Linked DNA regions of Homo sapiens: region 2 is linked to region 1. A link is a loop called in an ENCODE intact Hi-C map of the cell type or tissue named here. Cell type or tissue: Panc1. All regions are shown on one strand. Each heading gives the region's core, and the rest is flanking DNA. Links, peaks and the distances in the headings are about the cores only.

Region 1 (8,337 bases), core at 33-8,032:
ACTCCAGCCTGGGCAACAAGAGAGAAACTCTGTCTCAAAAAGGAAAAAAAATTTAACACTTATTCACTTCTGTTTTCTTGCCTTTAAAATATACAGTATTGTAATGGAGCTGGAAGAAACCATTCAAATTTAGCAGTGACACTTATAGAATGCTGCATAATTTGCAACCTTTACTAATGAAAATTAAAAGTTCTTACATGTATATTAAGGAGTAATGCATACTGGAAAAATAAATCTGAAAAAAAGGAGCTAAAATATCTTCTACAAATTCAAGTCTAAGTAAAGTGCCACTGAGTGGCAACAGAGAGGGGCACCATCAATGTAAAACATGACATGCTCATATTTTGTTTATTAAAAACTCTCTTTTGTCTTTTTCTATATTGTAAGCTTTAAACTTGCATCTCCGTCCCCCTCTTAGTGATCACTGAGATTCCAGCACCTGTCCTTGAAACTATAAATTCTACTCACTGTTGGTGAAGTAAATTTCAACAAGGAGAAAATGTTCCCCGCTCCCATGCAGTTTGTGAGGAAAGCAGGTAATATTCAGGTTGATAAAACTATTCTTTTGAAGATTCATGCTAACAAAGAAGTTTTGTAAAATACCCAGACTTCAAAGTTTGTTGCTCTGCCCTGTGAAGTTAACCTTAACCTTCTTGAGGTCTGTAATTCCACTTGGTTGTCCTATTTATTATATTTGCCATATTTTATCTTTTCTCAAAGATAAAAAACCAGATGGCAATCACTGGATCTTCCCACTCCTCCCATAAAAACAGAACAAACAAGTATGATGACCCCAGAGGTTTCTTATCTAAACCAACATTGGACACATTTAAATTAATAATGAGTATTAAGAAAATATTGATACATTATTATTTTATAAATATTTCTTCTACTGTCCTCCATCCTACCCTGACTCTGTGAAGAAAATGTACTTTGTTCAAGACTTCAGATAAATCTGCATTCCCATCCTTGTTCTCAGGAGCTGCATGAGCTTGGGAAGGTTAACACCTCTCTTGGAACTTCCATTTTTGTATCTATATCTGTACTTACTGCCCACGTTGGGTTTAGGACAGAGCCTGACACAAAGTAGTTGCTTTTGTCATCTTCCCTCTCTTCCTGCTACCCTCAATTTTTATTCTCATCTCTTTGCTTTCTTCTTTGTTCCTATGGTGCTTAGCACAAGGCTGAATGCATAAGTGCTCCATAGCTCTTACACAACAGGAGGGAAGGACAATTTATTATTTTAAAGGGTTTCTTAAAAAACGCTTTTCATTATTATTTGTGTCTTACACAAAAGGACTAATGGTTTTTTTGTGAGGGATGATAACAAATTTTTTTTTTTTAGCTTTGTTCAGGTATAATTGACAAATAAAAATTTATATGTTTACATTGTACAATTGTTTTGATATATGTATACATTGTGAATTGATCACCACAATCAAGCTAATTAAAATATCCATTACCTCACATAGTTGCTATTTTTTTCCTTTTTTTTTGTGGTGAGAACACTTACCATGTACTAGCAAATATCACGTATATATTACTAACTGTAATCGCTATACTGCATATTATCTTCAGAACTTACTTTGCATAACTGAAACTTGGTACCCTGTGACAAATATCTCCCCATTTTCCCCTTCCCCCACCGTGGCAACCACCATTGTACGCTCTGCCTCTATGAGGGTGACAACACTATAGGTTGAAGAAAATACCCATTACCCAAGGGTATGTTTTTGGCATCCTTGTTGAAGACTAGGTGACTGAATGTGTAGAATTGTTTCTAGAATCTCTATTCTGTTCTGTTAGTCTATCTGTCTGTTTTTATGTGAGTACCATGCTGTTTCATTTACTGTAGATTTGTAATATATTTTGAAAACAGAAAGTGTGATGGATTTGTTCTTTTTGGGGTCTTTTGTAATTCCACATGAATTTTAGTGTTTTTGTTTGTTTCTGTGAAAAATGGCATTGGAATTTTGATAAGGATTGCATTGAATCTCTAGATCACTTTGGGTAGTATGAACATTTTAACAATATTAATTCTTCCCGTCCATGAACATGAGGTCTTTTCATTTACCTGTACCTTCTTTAATTTCCTTCAGCAACGTTTTATAATTTTCACTGTACGAGCCTTTCTCCTCTTTGATTAGGCTTATTCTTAAGTATTTTATGCTTTTTGTTGCCATTGTAAATATAACTGTTGTCTTAATTTCCTTTTCAGATTGTTTGTGCATAGAAATGCCACTGATTTTTGTATGTTGATTTTTATCCTGCGATTTTACTGAATTAGTTTCTTAGTTCTAACAGGGTTTTTTTGTTGAGTCTTTATGGTTTACTATATATATGATCATGTCATCTGGAAACAGAGATAATTTTACTTCTTCCTTTTAAATTTGGATGCCTTTTATTTCTTTGTCTTGTCTAATTGCTCTGACTAGGACTTCTAATACTGTATTGGGTAGAAACGGCAAGAGTGGGCCTCCTAGCCTTGTACCAGATCTTAGAGAAAAAACTTCCAGTTTATCCTCATTGATTATGTTAGTTTTTCAATTCATTGATTATGAATAATATAGGACTCTCTCAAGTGTGCTGGAGTTCTGGTCTTTTTTTAGGATTCTGGTCTTGTGTAGGGTGACCAGCAACTGAAGCCTGGTTTCAGGCAGCTTGATGAAGTTATCCTCATGTTCATTTCATGTTAGCATCTCTTTGTGGCTGTCTGCCAAGGGCTTTTTCAGTGTTGAGAGCCTTCAGTGTCGAGGTCTTTTCATTGTTGAGATTCAGTATGGGCTTTATTGTGTTAAGTTCCTCCTATACCTATTTTTTTTTTTTTTTTTTTGAGACGGAGTTTCGCTCTGTCGCCCCGGCTGGAGTGCAGTGGTGCAATCTCGACTCACTGCAAGCTCCACCTCCCGGGTTCACGCCATTCTCCTGCCTCAGCCTCCTGTGTAGCTGGGACTACAGGTGCGTGCCACCATGCCTGGCTAATTTTTGTATTTTTAGTAGAGACGGGGTTTCACCGTGTTAGCCAGGATGGTCTCGATCTCCTGACCTCGTGATCCGCCCGTCTCGGCCTCCCAAAGTGCTGGGATTACAGGCGTGAGCCACCGCGCCCGGCCACCTATTTTTTTTAAGAGATGGTTGATATGATTTCAATCTTCTTAAATTTCTGAAGACTTGTTTTGTGACCTAGCATGTGATTTATTCTGGAGAATGTTTCAGGTGTACTTGAGAAGAATGTGTAGTCCTCTGCTATTGAATAGAAAGTTCTATGTCTGTTAGGTCCGTTTGGTCTATAATATTGTTCAAGTCAGCTGTTTATTGATTTTTTCTGTCTGTATATTCCATCCATTTTTGAAAGTGGGGTATTGAAGTCTCCTACTATTATTGTATTGTTGCCAGTTTCTCCCTTCAGATCTGTCTACATTTGGTTTATATAATTATGTGCTCTGGTGTTGGGTAGGTTTATATTTATAAATGTTATATCATTCTATTGAATTAACCCTTTTATCATTATAAATGACTCTCTTTGTCCCTAGAGACCCTTTTATCATTATAATGACTTTCTTTGTCCCTAGAGATAGTTTTGACTTTAAGTCTATTTTGTCTGATATAAGTATAGCCATCCTTGCACCCTTGCTTTCTTTTGGTTACCTTTTACATGGAGTATTTTTTTTTTCCATCCCTTCATTTTCAGTCTATGTGTGCCCACAAATCTAAAGTGAGTCTCTTGTAGACAGCATATCATTGACTCTTTTTTTTTTTTAACCCATTCATATACTCTCCCTTTTTGATTGGGAAGTTTAATTCATTTACTTTAAAGTAATTATTAATAGGCGAGGGCTTTAGCTATTTTGTTACTCATTTTCTGAAAGGACAAATGATTTTCTTTTACCAGGAGAGAAAGCCCACTTTTGTTATGGATGCTGGCCAGTATCTCACTTTCCCATTCCAATGTCTAGATGGAATATATATTAAATGTTGTATCTCTGTTATGTTGACTTCAGATAAATTGCCTCTCTCTATATTTTGCTGACCAATACCCCACCATGCTTCAGGAGCTAATATAGTCAGAGTTCAGACTTGCTGCAAAAATTATTTTGCATCCTTCATAAATCAGTCACCTACTTCTCCTGGGACCCTGCAGCCACAGAGTTTCATATCCTGATCTTTGTCAATCTGCTTCATGGAATTCAAATAATATAGGACTCTCTCAAGTGTGCTGGAGTTCTGGTCTTTTTTTAGGATTCTGGTCTTGTGTAGGGTGGCCAGCAACTGAAGCCTGGTTTCAGGCAGCTTGATGAAGTTATCCCCATGTCCATTTCATGTTAGCATCTCTTTGTGGCTTTCTGCCAAGGTGGATTTAAGAGGTTGCTGCTTTTGCAGTGGTGGAAGGGTGGAAGACTTGGGCATGTGTCAGTCAAGGCTGGCGCTGATATGTTTGTCACTTAATATGCTATTGCCTGTTGTCTGTCAGCTTCACATCCAACCGTCTATGCTCTACTTTGCAATGCTGAGGCTAGCACACTACAAACAGGGGTTCTCCTTTGCAGAATGTTTCCTTAAGCTCTGCCAATAGGCGGTGCCAGGAGCACATTTCAAAGTTGGAGGGGGAAGAACTCTTTCCTATTTACTTCCTAAGGGCTTCCTATTTATTTCCTGTTGCCAACAGCATCACTCATTCTTGCTTCTTCACCCCAACACTGGGAGGGCATTCCTCTAGCACAGTTGAATCCAATTTGCAATTTTCCAACACAGCCAGCCTCATGATGCCTCATAGATACTAGTTCTAGCTGAGCAGAGCTCCTTCCTCAGAGATCTGAAATTCAGCTCAGCAGGTATCTTCCTCCAAGCTTCTAATTTATTTTTAATGGTTCCAACCTTTTTTCTTGTTATTCCCACCCTGGAATTGGTAGCTGATTCCTGCAGTTGCTACATCTGTGATAGCTGAGTGTCCTCTTTATTTTTTTCAATTCTTAAATGCCTATATAACAAATCTTTATATTAAAGTTAATATTAAATTTATTAATATGAACACTAATATTACACTTAAATGTTAAATAATCCCTGTTAAGATAACTGATAAAACTGTGACTCATACAATATGCAATTAGATGAAGGGTTAAGGGCAAGAGATTGAGTCCCAGTTGAGGAGGGGTAGGGATCTCTGAGAGATATTGGACACCAGGGATGAATTTTGTTGAACAGTGGGAAGAGGAGCTTGCAGTTAGGGAGATATTTGGAAGATGGTTCGGGATAAATACTAGGTGAGGAGTTGTATTGGGGGAATTAGGATTGGTATGAGGTAGTCTGGAGAGGGGGTGAAATTTATGGCCAAATGAATCTGGATATAGGGATTAGGCAGGGTGATGGGCTGAACTGGAGCTAGTGGTAGTAAAGTTAGGTTGTGGTTGTCTTGGGGTTAAACATGGATAGACCTTGGGTAGAGTAGGGTTGGAGTTTGGAGTTAAGATGGAAACAGAGTTTAGGCTCAATTTGAACAAAAGTGTGAGTGATCAGAACTTGGGATTGGTCTGTAGTTGTGTGGAACTTGAATCTGTGTTAGGCTTAAATGGAGCCACGTAATCAGGTAGATCGGGGTCTATTAAAATTTATTCTGTTCCCTCCTCCAAATGAAAATATCCAGAGGCCTTTCTCCATAACTTCCCAAATTCCTTGGGTGAGAACTTCATAGGCACTGAATGGTTCAAATGTTAGAATTTGGAAGTTGGCTAGAGGAAGAAAAAGGCTGGTATGATCAGAGAGGGCACCTCTTGAAGCTGAGCATTTCCACAAGAATACCCTGAGAGTAGTTTCTCACATCCCTCCACTATTTCAAAGTCAACACAATCATCTTTCTGTCCTTCTCGTCTCCCTCATCCAGACTCTCTTTTTTCTTGCGCTGCTCCTCAATTCTCTCTACATATGGGAACTAATCACTGCCAGTGTTTTTGTTTTCTTTTTAAAAAATATCCCACCAACACTGTTATACCCTGTAGATTGTTTTGTGAAGAAGACGAAGATGGGGAAACTGAGCCTCAGAAAGGAAAGTGACCTTCACACAGGCATTCAGTGGGTCACACACAATGGTGAAATTCAAAAGAAGATTTCTTCTGACTATCAGACTGAGCAATGAGGAAATATTAGAAGTGAAAATAAATTGATGTTGGCGATACAAAGTCTGATGGCGATACAAAGTATTACCCAAAAAACCGTGGTAATAAGGAACTTAAAAAAGGTACTGACATTTGCTTTGGGTGATGCAGCCGTGTGTCTCTGTCCGGATGGAAAGAGTGAGAGAGAGAGAGAGACTACCTTCCTGCACCTCTCTCTGTGTCAGCATTTTGCCCATTGCTCTGGTGGATTCTGAGAGAGTTTTGAGTATTTCGTAGTGGTCTTCCTATTCAGGGCGATTGGGAGAGGGCAATCCCTTCAGACTGGGGCGGAATTAGATCAGGTTTGAGTTTCATTCTGAGGAGGGCTCCCTGCAGCACTTATTCTCCCTATCTATGTGAGGCCTGCTGAGAAGGCATGCCAGGCAGCAGGGAGGAGTCCCCTGTCTGTTTGGATGTGGGAGGGGACATACAGGGGCACTGTGATTCAAATGCAGCAAGGACTGTAAAAGTTTTTGGTAGTTTTCTGGGATCTACCAGGAGGCCAGCAGATGTAGCTACTGTTTTGGGTTTCTGTGGGAGGCCATATACTAGCCTGACACAAAGGCATTCCTTCTTTCCAAAACTTCAGCGAAGAAAAAAAATATCCTTTTTTTGCTGCCATCCTGATCCAAAGAAAATAGAAGAAATAATTTTTAGTTTATTCAAATACTTATAAACAAGGGATGACTTTGAGCATTGTTTATATATTGGAATTATTTTTAGTTTATTTAGGTACTGAAGAATTTATTATACCTGGCCCTTCATAGAAGGATAAGCATGAAATGAGTGCTAATAAATAAATGTATTGTCAAGGGGAGCATCACTGTGGAGGAATTTCAATAGACTAAAATGCTGAGAACTTATGGTGACAGCTGTGGAGGAATTCACTTACTCCATTTCTTTTATGAAAACGGGTGCACTTGAAATTTTATGTATATATAACCTGAGTCTTCATGTGAGCACTGTATTGAAAATTATATTGAAAACATTGATAAGTTTGAGTATGTAAAAATATAAGAATTTCTGTCCATCAAAAGATACCCAAAAGAAAGTAAAAAGGTAAGCTACAAACTGTAAGGAACATAAATGTTCTTTGACAGGCAAATAGATAAATAAATTGTGATATATTCAAAGAATGAGCTACATATCAGGGAAAAGAAGTAAAATTCAGCTACACACAATAGTTGAATTTTAATAATAATAATATATTATGGATTGTAAAAGACAAATCTTAGAAGACTATGCATACCAAAGAAGACTTTGTTACCTCTTTTAAAAATAAAACTATTTTTTTCCCAGTTTTATTTTTCTCCCCAAAATTAAACTTTAAACAATAAAAATTACCATTATGCTACTTAGAAATACAAATAAATATGTTAAATTCTTGGGGAGTGGATAAGGAAAGGCAGGATGTGTGGGATTTTAGAGGAATACAGGAGTATTTAAATTTAAGTTATTGATGCTATTTTAGCTCTTGTATTTGTGAAGGACTCGTTATTTTTAAAATAAATGAATAAAAACATTACAATAAATAAACATTAAAGAGGGCTATAAAGATGCCAAAAATTTTGTATGGACCAAGATAATGGTATGCACCTCTGGTATATTAGAAAGGAAAAAAAAAACACACAAAAAAAACCCCCCACAAAAACCTATAGAACAATGGATATCGCAGCTGCAACTGGCATTATCTAGAAAGGAGTCAGCCTTCTCCAGCTGTTTCACTATATGTAGAGATGGTGTGGTACAATGGATATAGTTGAGGGTTTGGGATATGAATGTTGGCTTTATTACTTACTATTTAGAGAGACTTTGCTGGAAATTTGTAAGCACAAAACCAGAAAACAGCTATGAAGAATTAACTACTTAAATTTAATTACTTCTCTATGGCAAAATGTACCATACACAAATTAAAAGGTAAGTCCAACACTGGGAAAATATTTTATTACTTCTTTAGTTCAAAGATTTCTCTGGTGGGGCATGAGATAATCTTATGGGCAGTAAAGTACTTACCTGAAGGAGATTATAAAGTGACACTGTCTAATTTATAAGAGGATAAAGAAACCTAAGTTTGAAAAAAACTCAAGTTGCACATAACCTTGAGGTTCAGACATATTTAGACTTGTTTAGAAAAAGCAAAAGAGAAGATACTGGTCAAATAGCAACCAAATTTCAAGAATAGGCAGAA
Region 2 (8,337 bases), core at 44-8,043, 170 kb before region 1:
ACACAGCGGATGGGCCCGACCCCCCAAAAAGAGCTACTCAGTTCTGAGCATAGAGCCTGAAATTCCACCATTGGAGATTATTTCCTTTGGAGGGCAAAGGATGTTGAAGGCTCTTTGGTCTTCAGGGAGCCTCAGCCAATGTTGCAAACCCCTGCGATGAGTCCTACACAAAACTCATGTCAGCCTGTTCCCAGGAGGATGGGCTGGCTGACAGGCAGCCAAGGGTGAGATGCCGTGGGAAGGAGATCCTGACTGAGGGCTGGAGGAATGTGGGAAGCACCAAAGCAGGCAGAAAAATGGGGATAGGTGGGGGAGGGGCGGTGTCAGCTGTAGAGAGGGTGGGGCTGCTGTGAGAGCCTCGGGTGGGGGACTCAGGAAGCTTGACTTCACTGCCAGCTTGCTGTGTGATGTTGGGCAAGTCTCTTTCCTACTCGGAGCTCTGATATGGGTTAGTGCTATGGAACAGACTTGCTTCTGGTTTATCTTAAGGCTCTTGGGTGTCAGAAAGTTGGTGCCCCGGGGTAGTGGTTGCCATGGCAACTATCTCTAAGGAGATAGTGACCAAGGAGACTGTTGCCATGACTATGGTGACCAGGTAAAGAGCCAAATGATTGGTTCTCACTTCTTTCTTGAGACAGGTCCCTCCCCATCACTTCCTTCCATTACCTGCTCAAGTTCAGTGTGTGGGGTCCAGATAAACTGACACCTAAAGGAAGTGTCAGGAGTCAGGGACCTGCATTCTAATACCTTGTTTTACACTGCCTGGCAGTGTGACCTTGGGCAAGTCTCTGCTTCTCCCTGGGCGTTAGTTTCCTCATCTGAAAGATGAAGAGATTGCACAGGGCCTCTTCACCTCTAAATTTCTACCATTTGCCTTTAAACAGGAGACAAAGTTGTGATCCAAAGGGTTGTTTCCAGGAGTGATATGAAAAGTAGTAATAATGGTTGTGACCATCACTTACTGATGATCCACATAGCCCTGGGTGGCCCTGCCGTGGTAAGGGTACTACCCCTTTAATGGCTGTTAAGGGGAGGGGCCCTGGAGGCTTCCAGAGGAAGGCCTGGAGGGTCTGTTATACCTGGTACTTGGAGGACACTCAGGGCATGGGTTATTACCAACTAGTAGGAATGCATTTAAATATTTTAATGATTAGTATGACCATACCTTTGTATACTGAACAAGAGCCTTGGTTGTATCCATAATGGTGGAATTATGGGCATTGTGAGTAGCAAGAGGAGATTTACCAGGCAGAGGGACCGCACTGATGTCATAGAGATCAGGATGCATTTGATGTGGCTGATGGCTCTCAGATCTTAACCAGCCCTGGCGAAGATCTCTGAGAATAGGATCGATCCTTCTTCCTGGCCACCGCACCCTCCCTGAGTCAGCTGTGCGCATCCCCAGAGAGTCGAGTTTGCCAGCATCTCCATTCCAGGAGTGGTTGATGCCCAGATTCATGGGCAGGGCACAGCAGGAGTTGGCAGAGCCGGGGAGCCCAAGGAGGAAGCAGGGAGCTCGGGGAATGCCTGCCCCTCCTCTCCCAGGAGACCTGGCCCTGGACAGATGCCAGATCCTCATCCTCCCGGATCTGCCCCTCCGGCTCCTTCACCCACTGCGGTCCCAGCAGTTCCCTCCCCCTGGCCTCTCCCGGCAGGACATTGCAGACAGTTTCTCCGGGTGGACGCGGCTGCGCCTCCTCCCTGCACACTTTCCATTCCCAGCCCTGAGCCTCAGCCAGGGTTCCTCAGGAAAATTGGCTGAAAGAGACATTTTCCATGCTCTTGCCTCCTCTGCTGGGTGGCTGTCCCTTCCTCCACTCTCTCCAGTCTCTTCTCCAGCTGGTCACCCAGACCCAGAAGGAAGAGGGATATTTCTTCAAATGGCTGCTGCTCGCTCACCACTTCATTCCATGTGTTATTTCCTCTCCCTGGGCCTCATTTTCTTGATCTGTCGAATAAGCCAGCTACCCTGGGAAGCAGGCTTAGTTAGAAGCCAGACATTTCTGATTTAATCCTTAGCTCTGATCTTTACTAACTGTGTGACTTTGGACAAGCTACTTAACATCTTAGAGTCTTAGTTATCTTTTATCTGTAGAATAGTGTTATCTCTTACTGTTGTGAGGATTAATGAAATAACCTGGGAAAAGGGCTTAACTCAGTGCTCTTCACGTGTCAAATGCCCAATGAATGGCTATTAAAAAATTTAATTGTTATTAATGACTGCTAGGTGCTAGGTGCTGTGAGAGGTGCTTTACACACCCAGTTTCTAATCTAAATAACACCTATGCAAAGTGCTTGTCATCCTCCTTTGTAAAACTGACTGTCCAAAGGTTCAGAGAGGCCAAGTTACTTGCCCAAGGTCACAGAGCTGGCAAATGGCTGAGCCAGAGGGATTCAAATTCAGACCTGACTGATGCCAGATTTCCTGTTCTGGAATCAGGACTCTAGGCTGATACCAAGAGTATCAGTAACTGGATACCGAGGCTCTGGTAACTGGAATAAAGCACCCTCCTCTACCCCAGGCAGAGAATAAAGAATGAAATAGTCTAGGCTCAGAATTTAATGCAGCCCTTAAAAGCTGTAATTTCAAAGCTTCACTGTGGTTTTGGGCAGCTAAAGGGCACAGTCATTGAGCAGAATACAGCTCAACTTTGTTATAATTAGGGAAAAGCAAAATAGGCAATGAGACACCTTCCTTCCTACTTTCTCTCATCTTGTCCCCAATAAAAGGTCAAATGAGAAGAGACTGGTAATATCTAATGTGGGTCACAAAGTAGGGAATTTGGCACAATTCATCTGAATATAAACAAAACAGCCCCTTTGGAGGGCAATTTGGCAGGGTGTGTCAAAAGGTAAAACGTATGTGCCCTTTGACTAGTAAATTTGAATTTGGTAATCTCTTCTATACATGTAAAAATATTGAATGTCACACTGTTGTGAAGGGCAAAACATTTGCACTAACCTAAATGCCCCTCAATGGGTAAAATATGTTATGGTACATCCATACTGTAGAAAAGTAGTACAGCCATGAAAAAGAAAAAGGTAAAGGAAAAACTGACAGACTGGAAGGAGAAACAGTCACATACAACACTCCTTTCTCAGTAATTGATAAAACAAGTAGGCATAGAATCACTAAGCATAGAGAAGACTTGAACAGCATTATCAACCTCTTTGACCTAACTGGCATTTAGAACATTATGCCCAACAATGGCAGAATACATAGTATTTTCAGGTGCACATGAAACATGCATCGAGATGGGCCATATGTTGAATTATTAAGTCTCAAATTTGCAGTGGAAATAAACAAACAAATGGAAAACCCCCAAATATTTTGAAATTAACATACTTTGGAATAACCTATGGGAATCAGAACAAATCACAGGGGAGATTAGAAAATATTTTGAACTGAATGATAATGAAAAGCACAACATACCAAAATTTGTGGGATGCATCTAGAACAGTGTTGGAAGGCAATTTATAGCTTTCAATGCTAAATTGGAAAAGAAGAAAGGCCTCAAATAAATGATTGAGGTTTCTATCTGAAGAAGATAGAAAAATAAGAACAATATAACCCCCCAAATAACAAGGGAAATGTATAAGAATAAAGCATGGATAGAAAGCCAGTACACATTGAGTGAAAAAAGCATATTAACCGATACGTACGGCATTGTAGCAGAGATTACTGGTTGACCCTTGATTGCTGGTTATCTCTCAATGTCTTTCCTTTTTTTTTTTTTTCTGACTTGTCCCCCAATATCTATTTCCTCCTTCCATAAACACAGAATCCCTGATTTTGAGCTGGTATGTGACTATTTAGAATACAATACATTTCCTGGCTGGGAGCAGTGGCTCACACCTATAATCCCAGCACTTTGGGAGGCTGAGGCGGGTGGATCATTGAGGCCACGAGTGTGAGACTAGCCTGACCAACATGGTGAAACCCCATCTCTACTAAAAATACAAAAATTAGTCGGGCGTGGTGGTGTCTGCCTGTAGTCCCAGCTACTCGGGAGGCTGAGGCAGGAGAATCACTTGAACCTGGGAGGCAGAGGTGGCAGTGAGCAGAGATGGTGCCACTGCACTCCAGCCTGGGTGACAGAGTGAAACTCCATCTCAAAAAAACAAAACCAGCCAACCAACCAACCAAACAAATACAAAAACAAAAAACATCACAAAATCATTTCCTAAATTTCCATGCAATTAAGTGAGGCCATGTGACTATGCTGTGGCCAACGTGATGTAATCAGAGGTGTGTGTCTTCTGAAAGGCTGTGCCTTTTTTGACTCCTTACCGCTTCCTGCTGGCTGGAATGTGAATATGATGGCTGCTGCTTGAGCAGCATATTGTACTGAAGATGAGGGAACCAGAAGATAGAAGCAAGCACAGTTCCTGCCTTGTGGAATGCCATGCCACCCTTGGACAGCCTGCTTGTGGACTTCATTTATATAAGAGAGAAGTGCCCTTCTATCTGTTTCTATCACGGCTATTTTGGATTTGCAGTGGAATTCGGTCTTAATGCATATGGCTATAATCCCACTTACGTGAAAAAAGGAAACAAACCCATACATGCATATCAGATGGATGATTTAGACTTTGGCACAGAAATCCCCGTAATTTTCTTTTTTTTTGAGCCAGAGTCTCACTCTATTGCCCAGGTTGGAGTGCAGTGGTGTGATCTTGGCTCACTGCAACCTCTGCCTCCTGGGTTCAAGCAATTCTCCCGTCTCAGCCTCCCAAGTAGCTGGGACTACAGGTGCGCACCACCACGCCTGGCTAATTTTTGTATTTTTAGTTGAGACGGGGTTTCGCCATGTTGGTCAGGCTGGTCTCAAACTCCTGACCTCAGGTGATCCACCCACCTCGGCCTCCCAAAATGCTGGGATTACAGGCGTGAGCCACTGTGCCTGGCCCAGAAATCCTTCAAGAAAATTTGCATAACAGTAAGTCTAGAAATGGGGAAGCGCCAAGGTTGGTGTTCAGAGGCTTGACTTCATCAGCAAGGGTTCAGGTACTCCCCATCTTTCTGCCTTGTCATCCTCTGACTAGATCCCATCATAATTGCAAGATGGTGTCTACAGTTCCAGGTATTACATTCCTACACTCCAGGGACCTGTCAAAAAGGGACTGGTCTCTTCCTGCTGCAGCTCTTTTATTTATTTATTTATTTATTAAGCTCTTTTCTAAGAGCAAAGAAGCTTTTCCTAGAAACCTCCAGTTAACTTTTCATCACACTTCATTGGCCATAGCTGGACTGTAGGTCCCCCTTTAATCTCTGGCGTAAAGCAATCAGGATTTATTCTTGATTCCATAGATAAGAGGAGAACAACAGAGCAAAATTGCAATTCTGATAGGGTGGAAGAAAGAAAAGTGGCCAATTATTTTCTACAATGTATATGTAAGTGGAATGAAAAATATCCAGGATATATCCCAAACTGTTAATGGTGAGTACCTCCAGGGAGCGCAGTGGGACTGGGAAGAGGATGGAAGGAGTTCTCTGGCAAATACCGAAGTTGCCTATCTGACATCCTTCACCCACTTCTCCCTCGTTCATAGAAGCCGTCTTGTTTGGGGTAGCAAGAGGCAAAGGGAAATTTCTGGTAGAACAATTTCCTGCTTGATAAAAATAAAACCTATTCTGAACTTTTCCCTTTTATTTTATTTTATTTTTTTTTAGAGACAGGGTCTTCCTCTGTCGCCCAGGCTGGAGTGCAGTGGTGCGATCACGGCTCACTGTAACCTTGACCTCGAGGGCTCAGGGGATCCTCCCACCTCAGCCTCCCAAGTAGCTGGGACTACAGGTGTGGCCACTACATCTGGCTAATTCTTGTAATTTTTGTAGAGATGGGGTTTCACTGTGCTGCCCAGGCTGGTCTTGAATTCCTGGGGTCAAGAGATCCACTGGTGTTGGCCTCTCAAAGTGAACGGATCACAGACAAGAGCCACTGTACCCGTCCCAAGCTGTTTTTTTTGTTTGTTTGTTTTGTTTTTTTTTTGTTTTTTTTTTTGATGGAGTCTCGCTCTGTTGCCCAGGCTGGAGTGCAGTGGCACAATCTCAACTTACTGCAACCTCTGCCTCCCGAGTTCAAGCAATTCTCCTGCCTCAGCTTCCTGAGTAGCTGGGATTACAGGCGCCTGCCACCATGCCTGGCTAATTTTTTGTATTTTTAGTAGAGACTGAGTTTCACCATGCTGGCCAGGCCGGTCTCGAACTCCTGACCTGAAGTGGTCCACCCACGTCGGCCTCCCAAAGTGCTGGGATTACAGGTGTGAACCACCGTGCCCAGGCACCAGGGTTTAAAAAAAAAATCACAATTAGGCCAGGCGTGGTGGCTCATGCCTGTAATCCCAGCACTTTGGGAGGCTGAGGCGGGTGGATCACGAGGTCAGGAGATTGAGACCATCCTGGCTAACACGGTGAAACCCCGTCTCTACTAAAAATACAAAAAAAAAAAAAAATAGCCGGGCGTGGTGGCGGGTGCCTGTAGTCCCAGCTGCTTGGGAGGCTGAGACAGGAGAATGGTGTGAACCCGGGAGGCAGAGCTTGCAGTGAGTCGAGATCACGCCACTGCACTACAGCCTGGGCAACAGAGTGAGACACAGTCTCAAAAAAAAAAAAAAAATAGCCGGGCACGGTGGCAGGTGTCTGTAATCTCAGCTACTCGGGAGGCTGAGGCAGGAGAATCTCTTGAATCCGGGGGGCAGAGGTTGCAGTGAGCCAAGATCGCGCCACTGTACTCCAGCCTGGGTGACAGAGTGAGACTCCATCTCAAAAAACAAACAAACAAAAAAACACAAAATGACAATCAGCAATAATTATTTAAGAATTAGGGCTGGGTGGCCAGGCGCGGTGGCTCATGCCTGTAATCCCAGCACTTTGGGAGGCCGAGGTGAGCAGATCACCTGAGGTCGGGAGTTCGAGACCAGCCTGATCAACATGGAGAAACCCCATCTCTAATAAAAATACAAAAAATTAGCTGGGTGTGGTGGTGCATGCTTGTAGTTCCAGCTACTCGGGAGGCTGAGGTAGGAAAATCGCTTGAACCTGGGAGGTGGAGGTTGCTGTAAGCTGAGATCGCACCATTGCACTCCAGCCTGGGCAACAAGAGCGAATCTCCATCTCAAAAAAAAAAAATAAAAAAGAATTAGGGCTGGGTGAAGTGGCTCACACTTGTAATCCCAGCACTTTGGGAAGCCAAGACGGGAGGATCATTTGAGTCCAGGAGTTTGAAGCCAGCCCGAGCAACATAGAGAGACCCTGACTGTACAAAAAAAGAAAAAAAAAATTAGCTATGCCTGGTGGTGCATGCCTGTGGCCCAGCTACTTGGAGGCTGAGGCAGGAGGATCCCCTGAGCCTGGGAGGTTGAGGCTGCAGTGAGCTGTGATCGCACCACTGCACTCTAGCCTGGGGCAATAGAGTGAGACCCTGCCTCAAAACAAAAGGATTGGGATACTTCACATAAAGATCTGGCTCTCTGCCTTTCTTAGAAAAACTGACATGCGGTATCTGGCAACACTGGGTTCATATTCCAACAGTAGTCACAGGCAGCTTAGTTCGTATCCTCCTTTTAGGCAAGGCAGCTGATTCCAGTTTGCCATAGACTTGATGCTGCCTAATGTCCTCTACCCAGTTGACTTCACTGACTTATATTATTGGTCTGACTCTGTGAGCATTTGAGTTAGTGAATCCTGGTTTCAGTTTTGGAATTAATGTGTGTGCATGTGTATGTGTGTATGTAAGACTCAAAAATTGCTTTCCAGACAATCTTTTTTTTTTTGGAAACATTGTCTTGCTCTGTTGCTCAGGCTGGAGTGCAGTGGTGCAATCTTGGCTTATTGCAACCTCCGCTTCCTTGGTTCAAGGGATTCTCCTGCCTCAGCCTCCCAAGTAGCTAGGATTACAGGCCCGCACCACCGTGTCTCGCTATTTTTTTTTTTTTTTGTATTTTTAGTAGAGACAGGATTTCACCATGTTGGCCAGGCAGGTCTTGAACTCCTGACCTGAGGTGATCTGCCCACTTTGGCCTCCCAAAGTTTCATTCCAGACAATTCTGTGAAAAGGCATCTATCCTCATTCACAGAGTTGGGTAGACCCTGAAGTGGACTGGATTTGGAATGGTCACACTCACTCTGGACTGTTTTGTAAGACTGGAAAAGCTAAGAGCATGCACCCTTGACTGCCTGACTAGAGCACTTGGGGTGTTAACCCAGCTCTAGCTTTTCTTCTTGGTGTGGTCATGTTGTACTTTATGCAAACCCTGATTAACCTAAGCCACTGATTAGTTTGAAGGTGGCCATGTAACCAGATTCTGGCCAGTGAGAACTGGAAGAGTTTCCTT

What was found. Hi-C counts contacts between places; a loop is a spot of excess contacts. Peaks named below come from ENCODE experiments on the same cell type or tissue, not always from the same donor. Only the 100,000 strongest peaks of a DNase experiment are listed, where the experiment ranks them.
Region 2: it touches region 1 in a loop (2.4-fold over the local background); 13 of 110 quality-filtered maps call a loop at or near these places.

The regions. Positions count from the first base shown.
Region 1 is chr20:31,320,894-31,329,230 of GRCh38, reverse strand. No RefSeq gene overlaps it. Among named protein-coding and RNA genes, the nearest start is that of DEFB116, 16 kb to the right of the region's middle. In Panc1, for the core only: no CTCF peak of the experiment used is centred there; no DNase peak of the experiment used is centred there; H3K27me3 peaks cover 202 bases.
Region 2 is chr20:31,490,271-31,498,607 of GRCh38, reverse strand. No RefSeq gene overlaps it. Among named protein-coding and RNA genes, the nearest start is that of LINC00028, 8.7 kb to the right of the region's middle. In Panc1, for the core only: CTCF peaks have their summits at 4,085 and 4,306; a DNase peak (open chromatin) is centred at 4,296; H3K4me3 peaks cover 326 bases; H3K27me3 peaks cover 448 bases.